Linked DNA regions of Homo sapiens: regions 1 and 2 are each linked to region 3. A link is a loop called in an ENCODE intact Hi-C map of the cell type or tissue named here. Cell type or tissue: IMR-90. All regions are shown on one strand.

Region 1 (5,000 bases), 190 kb before region 3:
GCTCACTGCAACCTCCGTTCCCTGGGTTCAAGCAATTCTCCTGCCTCAGCCTCCCGAGTAGCTGGGATTACAAGTGTGCGTTATCACGTTACCTGGCTAATTTTTGTATTTTTAGTAGAGGCAGGGTTTCACTATATTGGCCAGGCTGGTCTCGAACTCCTGACCTCAGGTGATCCACCCATCTCAGCCTCTCAAAGTGCTGGGATTACAAGCATGAGCCACCGTGCCCAACCCACTGCATATTTTTAAAGTATGGTTCGAGAGAGCAAAGTTTTCACACAAGACTGAAGGTGATGTCAAATTTTTTTTTTTTTTTTTTGAGAAGTACTTTCGCTTTTGTTGCCCAGGCTGCAGTACAATGGCGTGATCTTGGCTCACTGCAACCTCCGCCTCCCAGGTTCAAGTGATTCTCCTGCCTCAGCCTCCTGAGTAGCTGACACTACAGGTGCCCACCACCATGCCTGGCTAATTTTTGTATTTTTAGTAGAGATGGGGTTTCACCATGTTTTCCAGGCTGGTCTCAAACCCCTGACCTCAGGTGATCTGCCCACCTCGGCCTCCCAAAGTGCTGGGATTACAGGCGTGAGCCACCACACCCGGGCTCATGTCAATTTTTCATAGTAATCCCCATGTCCCAGCTGTCATTTTATTTCTAGAGCTAGACAAACTGTTCAGGTTCCTTGATTCTTTCCAGGGAGTTGGGGTGGCTCATGGGATTTTCTTAGGCTTTTGGTGTAGCATTAACACAATTTATTGTGAGATGTTGACAGTTGAGTATTTTGAGAAGAAAATTACATTATAAAAAACAACAAAGGCAACCAATTTTTTTTTTCCTTTTGTTTTTTGAGACAAGGTCTTGCTCTGTTACGCAGGCTGGAGTGCAGTGGTGCAATCATGGCTCACTGCAGCCTCAACCTCCTGGACTCAAGTGATCCTCCCACTTCAGGCTCCTGAGTAGCTGGGACTACAGGTGCACGCCACTACTCCCGGCTAATTTTTTATTTTTTGTAGAGACAGGATTTTCCTATGTTGCTCAGGTTGGTCTTGAACTCCTGAGCCCAGGCAATCCCCCCCACCTCAGCCTCTCACAGTGCTGGGATTACAGGCGTGGGCCACTGCACTCTGCCAAAGCAACCAATTCTTTAGTTTCTACACGGATTAGAACCTTCCTTTTCTTTGACATAATCCTTTTGTCAAAAGACAGTTTTACATAAATTGTTTGGCACCCCACTCCATGCCTGGCGCAAAGCAGATATGTAAATGTGTGCCCATGCAAGAATCAAATCCTTTATGTCAGTCCAGAATGAAGTAGATAAAACAAGAAATGCTTATAAATTAAGGCTTTGGTGGCAGGATTTAGGCAGCTGAGAAAGCACACCTTTTTATTCTTCACAAGCATCACCTTGTGAAAGATGCCTACGCTCTTAGGTCGAGAGAGGAAATTTAAGAATGAATACACATTGGGCTAAAACTTTACTATATTTCATCCTAAGAGGGAACCAGACCTCGAAGTTGGGAAGGCTCTTGCTTATAAAGGGAAATGTGCCGTAATTCCTGTCATTTTACTTGGGTCTTTTAAAAACGGCAAATTCTCATCTTCCACTGGCTGAGAGTAAAAAGAAAGAAAAGCGGTAAAGACTTCTTTTTGTGCGTAGGTGGCCCCGGTGTTCACGCTGAATACAGATTTTTACACAATAAAATCTTAAATATCTCTACATGGAACGGAATCCATTTTTCCTGCCTCGGGAAGGATTTCTGCGCTCTCGGGTGAAGTTCCCGAAGCAAGGAACCAGTTCCCCTCTACCTGTACTCTTGAGAGGAATTCTCAGGTCATCTGAAACACAAGTATGGGCCAGGACGACCCATTCGTTCACGCGGCCCAGAGCTCTGCGAAACGGGACACGGCAGTGCAACGGGAACAACCGGACACCGAGGCCCCCGAAGGCTGAGGCCGCGGCAGAGGCGGCGGCACGGTGACGGGCGCGACTCCGGCCTTCCGGCTTTCTAAGGGGCGGCCCCGGGACACCTGAGCCCCGCGGGGCCGTGAACGCTCAGCACAGCTCCGGGCCGGAATCACGATCCACCACACCGCGCTGGCGCTGGGAACGGCGTCGGTGACGGACCGGGGGCCGGAAGTGAAGGACGGGGGAGGACCGCTGCTTCCGGCGCCGTAACTGCTGCCATCTTCTCCGCGCTATGGCTGCGTTCGGCCGTCAGGTAAGCTCGAGCTGGGCGCGCGGGCTTCTCCGGGTCGCAGGCGGGCGGGCAGCGACGCAGAGGAACCGCGGCCGCCGAGTGTTTCACGGCCAGGTCGTGGAGCCCTCCCGGAGGTCCGTGCACGCTGACCTGGTTTTGGCATCCTGGACCCGTGGCTCTGCTCAATTATTGTGGGATATAGAGTTGACATTTTTTTTTTTTGAGACAAAGTCTCGCTCTGTCTCCAGGCTGGAGTGCAATGGCGCGATCTCGGCTCACTGCAACCTCCGCCTCCCGGGTTCAAGCAATTCTACTGCTTCAGCCTCCCAAGTAGCTGGGATTACAGGCGCCCGCCACCATGCCTGGCTAATTTTTGTATTTTTAGTAGAGACGGGGTTTCACCGTGTTGGCCAGTCTGGTCTGTAACTTCTGGCCTCAGGTGATCCACCCGCCTCGAACTCCCAAAGTGCTGGGATTACAGGCGTGAGCCACCGCGCCCGGCCTGAGTTGACTGTTGAACAAGAGTTTGAACTTCACAAGGAAGATAACATGTACTTTTCATTAAGAGGAAGCGGAATCAGCATAGAGGTCTTTAGGCTTGAGCCCAGTTCCACGGGCCGCGCCCGCTGACCCCAGCGACTGCCAGGTGTTCCTGGCGGAGGGAGCATCTGGACAGGGGAGGCTGGAGAGCAGCCAGAGCTTGGGCTTGGCAGGGTGGCCCCAGGGCGACAATCGATGACGCTGGAGAAGGGGTTGGGACCGATGTGAAGGTTTTAGAGCAGGGGTTCCCCAACCCCCGGTACCGTCCCTTGCCTATTAGGAACCAGGCTGCACAGCAGGAGGTGAGCGGCAAGTGAGCCAGCCAGACTGTATTTACAGCCGCTCCCTTCGCTGGCATTACCGCCTGAGCTCCGCCTCCTGTCAGACCAGCCGCCTTAGATTCTCACTGGAGCGCGAACCCTATTGTGAACTGCGCCTTTGAGGGGTCCAGGTTGCGCTCCTTATGAGAATCTGATGCCCGATGATCTGTCACTGTTTCCCATCAACCCCAGATGGCACCTCCTGGTTGTAGGAAAACAAGCTCAGGGCTCCCAGTGATTCTACATTATGGTGAGTTGTATAATTATTTCATCTTATATTACAACGTGAAAATAACAGAAATAAAGTGCACAACAAATGTAATATGCTTGAATCATCCTGAAACCCCTCACCAGTCTGTGGAAAAATTGTCTTCCATGAAGCCAGTCCCTGGTGCCAAAAACGTTGAAGACTGCTGGCTTAGAGTGCCTGGATGATTTGTGCATAGTTTGTTAAGCACCAGCCTGAACCACTGAAGACTTTTGAGGTCAACTGGAATTGTGTATGCAAGTTGACTAATTACTGTGACCCTTGAACAACACAGGGGTTAGGGGCACCAGACCGCCCCCACACCAGTTGAAAATCAGTGTATAACGTTTGACTCCTCCAAAACTCAACTACTAATAGCCTACTCATGACTGGAAGCCTTACCGACAACATAAACAGTTAACACATATCTTGTATATATATATATTGCATTCTGTATTCTTAAAGTAAGCTAGAGAAAAGAAAACGTTATTCAGAAAATCATAAGGGCAAAACCCCGTCTCTACAAAAAATACAAAAATTAGCAGGGTGTAGTGTGCACCTGTAGTCCCAGCTACTCAGAAGGCTGAGGTGGGAGGATTACCTCAGCCTGGGGAAGTCAAGGCTGCAGTGAGCCATGATTGCACCACTGCACTCCAGCCTGGGCAACAGAGTGAGACCCCCGTCTCAAAAAACAAAAAGAAAATCCTAAGAGAAAATGTATTTACTATTCATTAAGAGGAAGTAGATCCTCATAAGGTCTTTAGGCTGAAGAGGAGGTGAAGGAGAGTTTGGTCTTGGTGTCTCAAGGGTGGCAGAGGCGGAAGAAAATCCACATATAAGTGGATCCAAGCAGTTCAAACCCTTGTTGTTCAAGGGCCAACTCTGTATCCCACAAGATTCTTCTCGTGGAATGAATTTAAGAACATGAATCTGGAAAGTAGTCTGAGGTCCAGACTTTTCTGGCACACATGACCAGGTGGCCTAGAAATAGTTTTTCCCTCTTCCTCCATGTCCCTGCTCCCATCCTTAAAGCTGCAAAAGCTAACAATATTGTACCTGCTTGACTCCCATCTCTGTGGCCTTGAAATACCCTGTTCTTTGTGAGCTTCCTTCTCTGTAGGCTTAAGTTCAGATAGGATTTTGCAGATTGCTTATAAAAATTGTATGTTTGTGTGGAACCAAGGCAGTAAGTACTCTGGCTCAGAAGTCTTATGGTGTCCATTACACTGGAATAGTGAGGAATTAATTGTCTTTTGGTCCTGTGTCTTACAGGTCCTTGATTGGCACCGCCTGATCCCCCTCACCTGGGCCTGTATGGCTAGGCAGACTCCTCATCTTGGAGAACAGAGAAGGACGACAGCTTCTTTGTTGCGCAAACTGACTACAGCCTCCAATGGAGGGGTCATTGAGGAGTTATCTTGTGTTAGATCCAATAACTATGTGCAGGAACCAGAGTGCAGGAGGAATCTTGTTCAGTGCCTCCTTGAGAAGCAGGGGACTCCTGTGGTACAAGGGTCCTTGGAGCTAGAGAGGGTCATGAGTTCCCTCCTGGACATGGGTTTCAGCAATGCCCATATTAATGAATTGCTCAGTGTACGGCGAGGTGCCAGTCTTCAACAGTTGCTGGACATCATTTCAGAATTTATTCTCTTGGGTCTGAATCCAGAGCCTGTGTGTGTGGTCTTGAAGAAAAGTCC
Region 2 (5,000 bases), 160 kb before region 3:
CAAAGTTGCCCACTAGGTTGCTTCTTCTTTCTGAGCATCACGATGAACACAGAGATATTGGTATATTTCATGGGCTTCCGTCCATTGCTGTCAGTTGTTTTCCTGATGCTCAATTTATTCTGTCTTTGGACAGCGGGAGCCCTTCAGGTTGGCTCCCCGCCCTCAGGACATGGTCTGCTGTTTTGAAAGCTTGCTTGCTTTTTACACAACATGTCCTGGGCTTATTTTGTCCACATCCTGCTTCAGTCTTGGAATCACCCATTTCTCCAAAGATCACTGGCTTCTTGGTGAGAACGAGATCTAGAGCCCACAGCCTGGCACTCACACCGCTCCCTATTATGGGATGTCACAGCTTCAGGCCTTTCAATGAACAGAACTAGAAAATTAGGCTTCTTTAAAAAATAAACACATTATGAGTTCATACTAATATTTCCATTTCAAATTAACAGAATCAAAAGACAAACAAGATTTTATTTATTTATTTTGAGATGGAGTCTTGCTCTGTTGCCCAGGCTGGAGTGCAGTGTCGCGATCTCAGCTCACTGTAACCTCTGCCTCCTGGGTTCAAGTGATTCTCCCACCTCAGCCTCCCGAGTAGCTGGTACTACAGGCGCGCACCACCATGCCTGGCTAATTTTTGTATTTTAGTAGAGACGGGGTTTCACCATGTTGTCCAGGCTGGATTCAAACTCCTGACCTCAAGTCAACTGCCCGTTTCAGCCTCCCAAAGTGCTGGGATTACAGGTGTGAGCCACTGCGCCCAGCCAAAACAAACAAGATTTTTAACTTCTTTCATTTTATATTTTTAATTCTTTACACTGAAAATCTTGGTGGCGTTAACAATTATTTTCTTTATCCTACCATATACATGCAATCATTTCAAAATAACAATTCAGGTATTACTACTAACATTAAGATCACTGAGTATAGCCTAACATTCCTTGGCGATGCTTTTTATCCTTAGACCATATTCCATTAGGGGTGAACAGACTACTCTTATTAAAATCGCTTGCAATGATATTTTTTTCCTGTGTGGTTATGCCATCCACATGATAACTAGGTTTACTTATTTCAGTATGTTTTCAATTTTTAGGTGTTGCCTTTTCTTTTTATTGTTTTTAAAACCTTTTTTTTGGTTCTAAAGTCAAAACTGTAAAACAAGGTTCATTCAGAGAAGCCTCGCCGATCTCCAGTCCCATTATGCAGTTCTTTCCCTCCTCATTTAGTGAACCATCTTATTAGTTTCATTTCTTTATTAAAATGAGGACAAAATTTGTATTTCCCTTCTCCATTTTCCTACACAAAAGACAACATACTGAAAACACTGTTCTGCACGTTACTTTTTTTTTTTTTTTTTGAGATGGAGTCTCACTCTGTCGCCCAGGCTGGAGTGCAGTGGGGCGATCTTGGCTCACTGCAAGCTCCGCCTCCTGGGTTCATGCCATTCTCCTGCCTCAGCCTCCTGAGTAGCTGGGACTACAGGCGCCTGCCACTGCGCCCGGCTAATTTTTTGTATTTTTAGTAGAGATGGGGTTTCACCATGTTAGCCAGGATGGTCTCGATCTCCTGAACTTGTGATCCACCTGCCTCGGCCTCCCAAAGTGCTGGGATTACAGATGTGAGCCACCGCGCCCGGCCTTTTTTTTTTTTTTTTTGAGATGGAGTCTTACCCTGTCACCCAGGCTGGAGTGCAATGGTGCGATCTCGGCTCGCTGCAGCCTCCGCCTCCTGGGTTCAAGCAATTCTTCTGCCTCAGCCTCCTGAATAGCTGGGATTATAGGCGTGTGCCACCATGCCTGGCTAATTTTTGTATTTTTAGTAGAGACAGGGTTTCCCTATGTTGGCCAGGCTGGTCTCGAACTCCTGACCTCAAGTGATCCACCTGCCTCAGCCTCCCAAAGTGCTGGGATTACAGGCATGAGCCACCGTGCCTGGCCTGCACATAACTTTTTTAAAGCAGGCATTATTGAGATAATTCATATAACATAAAATTCACCCAAAGTGTACAATTTATTGGTTTTAAGCATATTCACAGATACAGGCATCCATCAGCACAATTTTAGAACATTTTCGTGACCTCAGAAAGAAACCTTGTACCTTTTAGCTGTTACTGCCTTCCCCATCCCCTCCACCCTCCAGTCCTGAGCAACCGCTAATGTACTTTCTGTCACTAGAGAGCTCCCTCTGCTGGACTTTCATATGAATGGAATCATAGTACATAGAGTCTTCTGTGTCTGGCTTCTTCCACTTAGCATGTTTTCAAGATTCATCCATGTTGTAGCATGCAGCATGCGTCCTTGTTTTATGGTTGAATCGTGTTCCATTGAGTGGATATACCATGTTTTGCTTATCCTTTCTTTTCTTTCTTTCTTTTTTTTTTTTTTTTGAGACGGAGTCTAGTTCTGTCTCCCAGGCTGCAGTGCAGTGGCGCGATCTCACCTCACTGCAAACTCCACCTCCCGGGTTCAAGCGATTCTCCTGCCTCAGCCTCCTGAGGAGCTGGGACTACAGGCGCCCGCCACCACGCCCAGCTAATTTTTGTATTTTTAGTAGAGACGGGGTTTCACCGCGTTGGCCAGACTTGTCTCGAACGCCTGACCTGGTGATCTGCCCGCCTCGGCCTCCCAAAGTGCTGGGATTACAGGCGTGAGCCACCGCGCCCGGCCACTTTTCCTTTCGTTAGTTGATTGACACTTTGGTGGTTTCTACTTTCTGGCTTTTGTGCTGTGCTGCTATAAATATTTGTGTACAGGACCTCATGTGGACATAGGTTTTCATTTCTCTTGGGTATATACCTAGGAGTGCAATTACTGGGTCATGCGGTAACTATTGGTTTAATCCTTTAAGGAACTGCCAGACTGTTTTCCAGAGCAGCTGTACCACTTTACAGTCCCACCAGCAGCGTAGAGGGTTCTGATCTCTCCACGTCCTCACCAATGCTTATTATTATCTGACTTTTTAATTCCCGCCATCCTAGTGGTTTTGATGTGCATTTCCCTGCTGACTAATGATGTCAAGGATCTTTTCGGTGTGATTACTGGCCATTTGCATATCTTCCTTGCAGAAATGTCTTTTTAGGTCCTTTGCCCCTGTCTGAATTGGGTTGTCTTTTTATTGTTTAGTTGTCAGAGCTCTTTATTTTAGATATGGGTCTCTGATCAGGTATGATTTGCCCATGTCTGAACTGGGTTGTTTGTCTTTTTATTGTTCAGTTGTCAGAGCTCTTTATTTTAGACGCGGGTCTCTGATCAGGTATGATTTGCATGTTTCCTCCACTCCACAGGTTGTCATGTCACTTCCTTGATGGCATCCTTTGAGGCACAGAAGTTTTAAGTTTTGATGAAGAGTAGTTTATATATAGATTTTTGTTGTTGCTCATACTTTTATTGTTGAGCCTAAGGACCCTCATGATCGAAGGTCATGAAGATTTACTCCTATGTTTTCTTCTAAGAGTTTTGGTTTTAGCTCCTAACATTTAGGTTGTTGGTCAATTTGTGGTAATTTGTGTTATGAGGTATATGGTACGAGGGCTCCGGCCTCATTCTTTTTGCATGTGGATATCCAGCTGTCCCAGCACCATTTGCTGAGACTATTCTTTCCACATTGAATGGTTTCAGCCCCCTTGTAGAAGTCAGTTGGCCATTGACGTGTGGTTTATTTCCAGACTCTCAATTCTTTTTTTTTTTTTTTGAGACGGAGTCTCGCTCTGTCGCCCAGGCTGGAGTGCAGTGGCGCAATCTCAGCTCACTGCAAGCTCCACCTCCCGGGTTCACGCCATTCTCCTGCCTCAGCCTCCGGAGTAGCTGGGACCACAGGCGCCCGCCACCATGCCCAGCTAATTTTTTGTATTTTTAGTAGAGACGGGGTTTCACCATGGTCTCGATCTCCTGACCTGGTGATCCGCCCGCCTCGGCCTCCCAAAGTGCTGGGATTACAGGCCTGAGCCACTGCGCCCGGCCCTGGACTCTCAGTTCTTTTCCACGGATTACAGGCGTGAGCCCCCGCGCCCGGCCCTGGACTCTCAGTTCTTTTCCACTGATCTAAATGCCTATCCTTAACCCATTACCACACCAACAGGTTTCACCATGTTGGCCAGGCTAGTCTTGAACTCCTTCCTGGCCTCAAGTGATTCACCTGCCTAGGCCTCCCAAAGTGCTGGGATTACAGGTGTGAGCAGGTCTGAGTTTTAAAAGGCAAACAATTAATCTTTAAAAGGATATGATTTTATATATATATAGAAAACCCCAAAGAATGTATGACAAGAATAGGAGAGTTTGGCAAGATGGTTGGCTATAAGGTCAGTATGCAAAGGTCAAATAAATATCTATACTCCAGTAATAAATAATCAGGAAAAGTAACTTTTAAAGTATATACTAGTATCAAACTATATAATAGTATCAAACTATAAAATACCTAGGAATAAGTCTGAATTCCATATAAAACTTTACTGAAAGATATTAAATAAGTCATAATGTCATATATGGAGAGACATCCCATGTCCATGGATATAGACTTACTATCCTAAAGATGTCAATTTTCACAAAAATGGTCAATGGATTGAATGCACACCCAGTCATCATTATCTCAAAGGCCTTTTCCATAGAGTGTGACTAGATTTGAAGGTGTATATGTGGAAGAAAAAAGGCCAAGGGTAGCAATGATACTTCTGAAGATGAAGAGTAAAGGAAAGGAACTTTGCCAATCAGTTCCAGGACTTACAAAGTTAGAGTGAACACAGGGCAGTATTGGCACAGATGTATCAAATTGACGCCGCCAGAATTCTACTTTTATATGTGGAATTTTGATACTGACAGTGGGGGAAAAAGGGACTTTTTAGCATGAAGAGATGAAAAATCCAGTTTACCCATATGCATAAAAAATGAAATTGTAGCCCAACTTCTCACACACACACAGTCTAACAGATTAATGACCTACAGGTCAAAAGCAAAACTTTACATCTTTGTGAAAAAAATATACATGAATAACTTTCTAACTTTGGT
Region 3 (5,000 bases):
CCTGCACCTGGTGCATGCTGTCTGGCTATCCCGGATGCTCCCTGGACACAGGCCTCCTCCTCCATCTGCACCCCAAAGATCGCGGCCCCCCTCGCCGGGGTTGGAGAGTCACCGCAGACCCAGGCTCAGCATGGCGCCTGGAGAGGCCCTATTCCGACTCTGCTGCCCTGCAAAGGGCAGCCACTCAGCAAACGCCTCCCCACTATCAGCTGAGGTCTGGGGCCAGCCCGCCCGTCCTCCCGACAGCCCGTGCACCAGGGTCTGTCTCTCAGTCCCCTGGGAGGTCTTGGGAGGCGCCTTCACTGCAGGTTCCCCCATTGCCTCTTCTTCTGGAGGGAGTAATGGGCCCCCCTTGGGAGCAGCAGCCCAGTGGGGGAGGGGGAGGGAAGTCCCTGCTCCTCCTCCTGGGCCCAGCTGGGACCCAGGTGCCAAGACCACCAACCAGGAGGAGAGCTGCTGGAAGGGGCTCAGCCATTCTGTTCTAAACCCCTTATTTTGCACAGCGGAGAACGGAGGCCCAGCAGGGTGGCAAGAGGCACCCCAGGCTCCTTGATCAGAGACCGTCATGCTCCGCTCAATCCCCCAGACTGGGAAGGGCTCTGCCCCGCCCTCCCTCCGCCTGCTCAGCAGCTCCCGCCCTGCGCTCCCCCGGGCATCGGCGGCGCCACCCGCTAACGGGAAGGCTGCAGCGCGGAGTAAACTTGACTCATTCCTAACATTTACAGAGGGTCACTTATTAGCGGGACGTCCCGAGAGGCGCTGGGGCGTAATGGGTTCCATCTGTGGACGGGTGCCTGCAATAGGCCGCGGCCCAGCTGGAGCCGGAGGGGGGCGCGGGGAGCGCGGGGGGAGCGCAGGGGGCGTTCAGGGGGACACGGGGGGAGCGGGGAGCGCAGGGGGCGCGGGGGCGCGGGGGCACGGGGGGAGCGCATGGGGGGGGCGGGGGACGCAGGGGTCGTGCAGGTGGGCGGGGGGCACCGGGGAAGGAGGGGGCGAGCAGGGGGGCGCAGGGGGACGCAGAGGGGGGCGCAGGGGGCGTAGAGTGGGCGCGACTTTGGAGTGTGAGGGCAGCGCCGCCCCCATGGAACCACCCGGAGGAGAGAAGGGCTGAGGGAAGGAGCAAGCAGGGGAGAGGCAGGGATGGGAGAGGAGGGGAAGGAAGGGAAGGTGGAGGTCGGCGTGTCCGGAGGCCTGTGCCGCCAGCCTAAGCGCTTAGGACCCCGCCGATGCTGCTTCCTTCCCCACGGCTCCAGGGTGGTCCTGAGGGTCGGCACCGCCCACTCCCCAGGCCCCTCCCAGGGACTCTGCGCTGCCACCTGCGCCGGCGGGTACAGGCAGGGCGTCCCCTCCGCGACCTGTGGGTCCTTCTGGGCCTGCCCGTTTCCCGCCCGGGGCCTCTGCGGGGTGGGCCCAGGCTGTGGCCCAGCGTCCGCTGGAGGCTTGTATTCTAGAAGGCCTCGCAGTGGGAGGGAACACCAGGGCTGGAGGTCACTTTCCCCTAAGGCCCCAGACTCACAGCTGAGCCCGGCCCCTATCTCTTCCTCCTGCCCCCAGCACCTTCTTCAGCTCAACCTGCATTAAAGACCCCAGGGAGGTCACAGCCCCTGAGTGGAGCTACGCTAGGGGTAGCTGGCCCACTCAACCCGATCCTGGCCCTGAGGGGGGTGGCCCAGCAGGGAGAGCCAGCGGGTCCTCACTGCTGCGCCACCCCATTTGGTTGTGTGGAGAGGGACAGCCAAACCTTGGGGGAAATGTGGGCTCCCCATATCTCTGCCTCCACAGGGTTAGAGCAGGGCTCCCCTCTAAAAGAGTTGGACTGGGGTCCTTGCTATGCCACCAATAAACAGAGACCGTGGGTGTTACCCCCCACCTCATGTCCCCATCTGTGAAATGGGAGCGTTGGCCATCCAGGCCCTCCTGGATCCCAGGGCCAGGGGCTGAGGCTCTGTGAGGGTGCAGTGGATGGACCACGTGTGGCCTCAGCTGCCTGCCCCCAACTGGCCACCAGCCCCTGGGAAATGCAAGCTGCTGGAATCTTGCCTGGAGGCAAATGACCTCCCACACTCTGATGGAATCAGAACCCTCGTGTGGATCCAGGGTCCCACCTGCACTTTGGCACTTGCTGGGGACCGGGGGTTTCAGGGCTGCTACCAGGGCCTCTCCTCTTACACCCCTTCCCCATTCCAGGGCCTTGGCCAAGACCCTGGAATGGGGGGCCGGGAGGTCACCTTATCATCATGCTGCAGATGGGGAAACTGAGGCCAGGGACACGACCCCAGCTCTCCACTGGGGTGGGGTGGAGCCACAGCGCACCTGCCAGCCCATACTGCCTGCAAAAGGCTTCCGCCTGCAGGGAGGGCGCAGGGACTGTAGGTCTGCACCGAAAAACCCGAGTCTTGGCTTTATCTGGAGGCCACGCTCTTGCGCTGATTCCCATCCCTGCGCCTGGGGCATCACCTTGGAGATGCTGTCAGGGGTCAGAAGACTTGGAGGGAAATCCCCCACACCCTCGTCAAAGCCATCTGAAGCAGGGACGGTCAGGGGCCTGCTGAAGCTCAGACCCAAGGGTCACTGGCCCCACCAGCCCTCAGCAGCCCCACCACCCCGTCGTCCCGTCCTGCTTGGACAGCTGCCTGAGCTGGGGGCGGGAGGGGGAGCACGTCCATCGGGACCCCCGCCCACCCACCAGCAGGCTCCTCGGTCAGCCTGGGTCACCCTCATTGAGGGGTGGACCCCCGAGTGAAGGGTGGGGTGGAGGGCGAACCTCCTGAGTGAGGGGTGGGATGGAGGCAGCTCCCAGCCAGAGGGTGGAGGGTCCCTTCCCTGAGCTCCAACAGTGCCCCCGTGTGGCCGCGAGGAGCGCTGCAGGGGGCTGCCAGGTCCTGCTCTTGTAGAACGGAGGCTGGGGCTGGGGGTTTGGACGGCATCTCGGACCAGTGCTCAGTGGAAAATGAAAGATGTGTGTCCACGAGAGTGAAGGCGCGCGCCAGCATCGGCCCGCAGGGTTCTCCACGCTCTCCACTTGCAAACGTTTTCACATCCATTGTCCTGGCCTGCATTGGAGGCTTCTGGCCTCCGCCTTAATGGGTGAGGAGGGTGAGGCTTGGCACCTCTGAGACTTGCTCAAGAGCACCTGCTCAGCAGCAGCGTTAGGACTGGGACCCCAGCCTTGGGCCCCCACTCGCGCACAAGGGTGGTCACTGATGAGCCTTCCCAGCGGCGGTGTCTGGACTTGGCTCCACTGCAGTTCTCCTCCCCTGTGTGCCCCCTTCCCAGCCTGAGCAAAGGGCAGGGAACCAAGCAGCTTCCGGGCCGGGCGGCAGCCCCTTTCCTCCTGTGTCTGAGCCCAGCCATGCTGCGGCTGCTGCCTTTCTCTCCCGGGCCCTCCATGGCCCTCCCAGCATCCCTGGGCGGGGAAGTCTGGCCTTGCCAGGAGCAGGCACAGCTTGAAGAACACATCTGAGGACAGGGCCTCCGGCCAAGTCCAGCCACCGGACGTCTGCTTGCCGTCCTTCCGCAGCCCGGCCCGCCGCAGAGAGGGCCTTGGGCTGGGTGGCCTCCTGCCAGGCTCCATTTCCTTAGGAAAAAGAGCTTCTCTGTGCCTGGGATAACACCTGGCCTCCAAAATGCTGTATTTCAGCAATTGCTCAGTTTAAGTCTCTGTGTTTGTGGAGCACACTCTGGGCCTGGGCATCACCCAGGAGCGGGAACATGCCTCTGTGGGTGTCAGTTTGCTCCTCAGGTGTTGATAAATCTAGGCCACCCCTGCAGGCAGGACCCCGGCCGGCTAGGCACTGAGGCAGGGATTGTGGATGGGGAGAGACAACTTCTCACTCCCTTCTATGCCACCAACACAATGCTTGGCACACAGACAGGCTCGGACACAGCGCACTGCTCCTGCTCAGAAGACTGAGAGCTCAGCTGGAACTGCCTCAGGTCCGAATCACCAATGGCAAAATGACTCAGAACAAGGAACTCGAGGAGGGCAAGGACCCTGTCTTTCCTGTTTATCCCTGTGTCCCTGGCGCCCACGCAGGCTTCCTGGGGGAGGTGGGATAAGAAAGAGCCCACCAGCTAGAGAGCCCGGGCACTGTGTCCATGTGGAGGGAGCTGTGGAAGCAAAGGTGGAGGGGGTGCATCTCCAGGGGTCTGTGCAGGGTCTGGGGGAGGGGCAGTGGGGATGGGGGTGAGTGAGGCAGAGCAGGAACCTGGCTCCAGACCGTGAGGGCCTCAAATGTTCTGTGGAGGATTGTGGGACACGATCCTTGGACCCCGGGGCTAGTGGGGGTTCCTGAGCGGGAGGATGGGCCCGTGTTGTTAGCACAGTGGCCCTGGCTGTGCCTGACAGGGCCTGGATGTGGCCTGGGAGATTGGGAGATGGGCTGAGCATCTGCCTCTGGCTTGCTTGTGACAGTGCGGAGCTCAGCGACGGGCACCGTGGCCTGGCTGCTTGGAAACCATCCACCGCTCCTGTCCCGTGGTGGGGACCCTAGACTTGGTCCCTTGGGATCTCCTGAGTGATAAGCGTGTCTTCTGTTGGCCTATGAGACGACTGATGGCCAGGGCCCCTGGATAGCCGCAAAGTAGGGGCTGGTTACCAGAAAGACCACGGCACGATTAGAACGTTGGTGCTTTCAGCCCCACACCCTGACATCTGGGGAGGGGAGAGGAGCTGTCTCTGGAGCTGATCACCAACGGCCAGTGATTTAATGAATTTTGCCTACTTAATGAAGGTTCCATAAAAACCCTAAACCACAGGGCTGGGCAGGCTGGGTTGCTGAATACAAGGCAGTGCTGTGGGTGGTTGGTGTGCCCAGGGGCCTGGAGGCTCCGTACCTGCCCCCTGTACCTTGACCTGGGCACCTCTCCTTCCGGCTAGTCCTGAGTTGTGTCCTTTATAATAAACCAGTAATCAAATGGGAAAGTCACTTCCAGAGTTCTGTGAGCTGTTCCAGCAAATTATCAAGTTGAGCAGGGAGTTGGAAGAACCCCTAATTCAT

What was found. A loop is a pair of places that touch in the nucleus more often than their neighbours do. Peaks named below come from ENCODE experiments on the same cell type or tissue, not always from the same donor. Only the 100,000 strongest peaks of a DNase experiment are listed, where the experiment ranks them.
Region 1: a loop joins it to region 3, with 13 times the contacts of the local background. A loop is called at or near these places in 5 of 110 quality-filtered maps.
Region 2: a loop joins it to region 3, with 3 times the contacts of the local background. A loop is called at or near these places in 11 of 110 quality-filtered maps.

Annotation. Positions count from the first base shown.
Region 1 is chr2:241,099,470-241,104,469 of GRCh38, reverse strand. MTERF4 (mitochondrial transcription termination factor 4) reads left to right here and starts at 2,183. Exons shown (of 4, transcript NM_182501.4): 1 at 2,183-2,217; 2 at 4,576-5,000. The coding sequence starts at 2,197. RefSeq lists enhancers at 1,857-2,396, 2,397-2,936. In IMR-90, no CTCF peak of the experiment used is centred here; a DNase peak (open chromatin) is centred at 2,109; H3K4me3 peaks cover 1,928 bases; H3K27ac peaks cover 585 bases.
Region 2 is chr2:241,075,769-241,080,768 of GRCh38, reverse strand. All of the region lies in intron 27 of SNED1 (sushi, nidogen and EGF like domains 1), which reads right to left. It also overlaps a transcript of MTERF4 not described here. Among named protein-coding and RNA genes, the nearest start is that of SNED1-AS1, 14 kb to the right of the region's middle. In IMR-90, a CTCF peak has its summit at 2,187 (motif pointing left); a DNase peak (open chromatin) is centred at 2,168.
Region 3 is chr2:240,912,390-240,917,389 of GRCh38, reverse strand. The region is part of intron 1 of CROCC2 (ciliary rootlet coiled-coil, rootletin family member 2); the gene reads right to left. Among named protein-coding and RNA genes, the nearest start is that of CROCC2, 8.6 kb to the right of the region's middle. In IMR-90, CTCF peaks have their summits at 740 and 2,850 (motif pointing left); DNase peaks (open chromatin) are centred at 659 and 3,979; H3K27ac peaks cover 2,319 bases.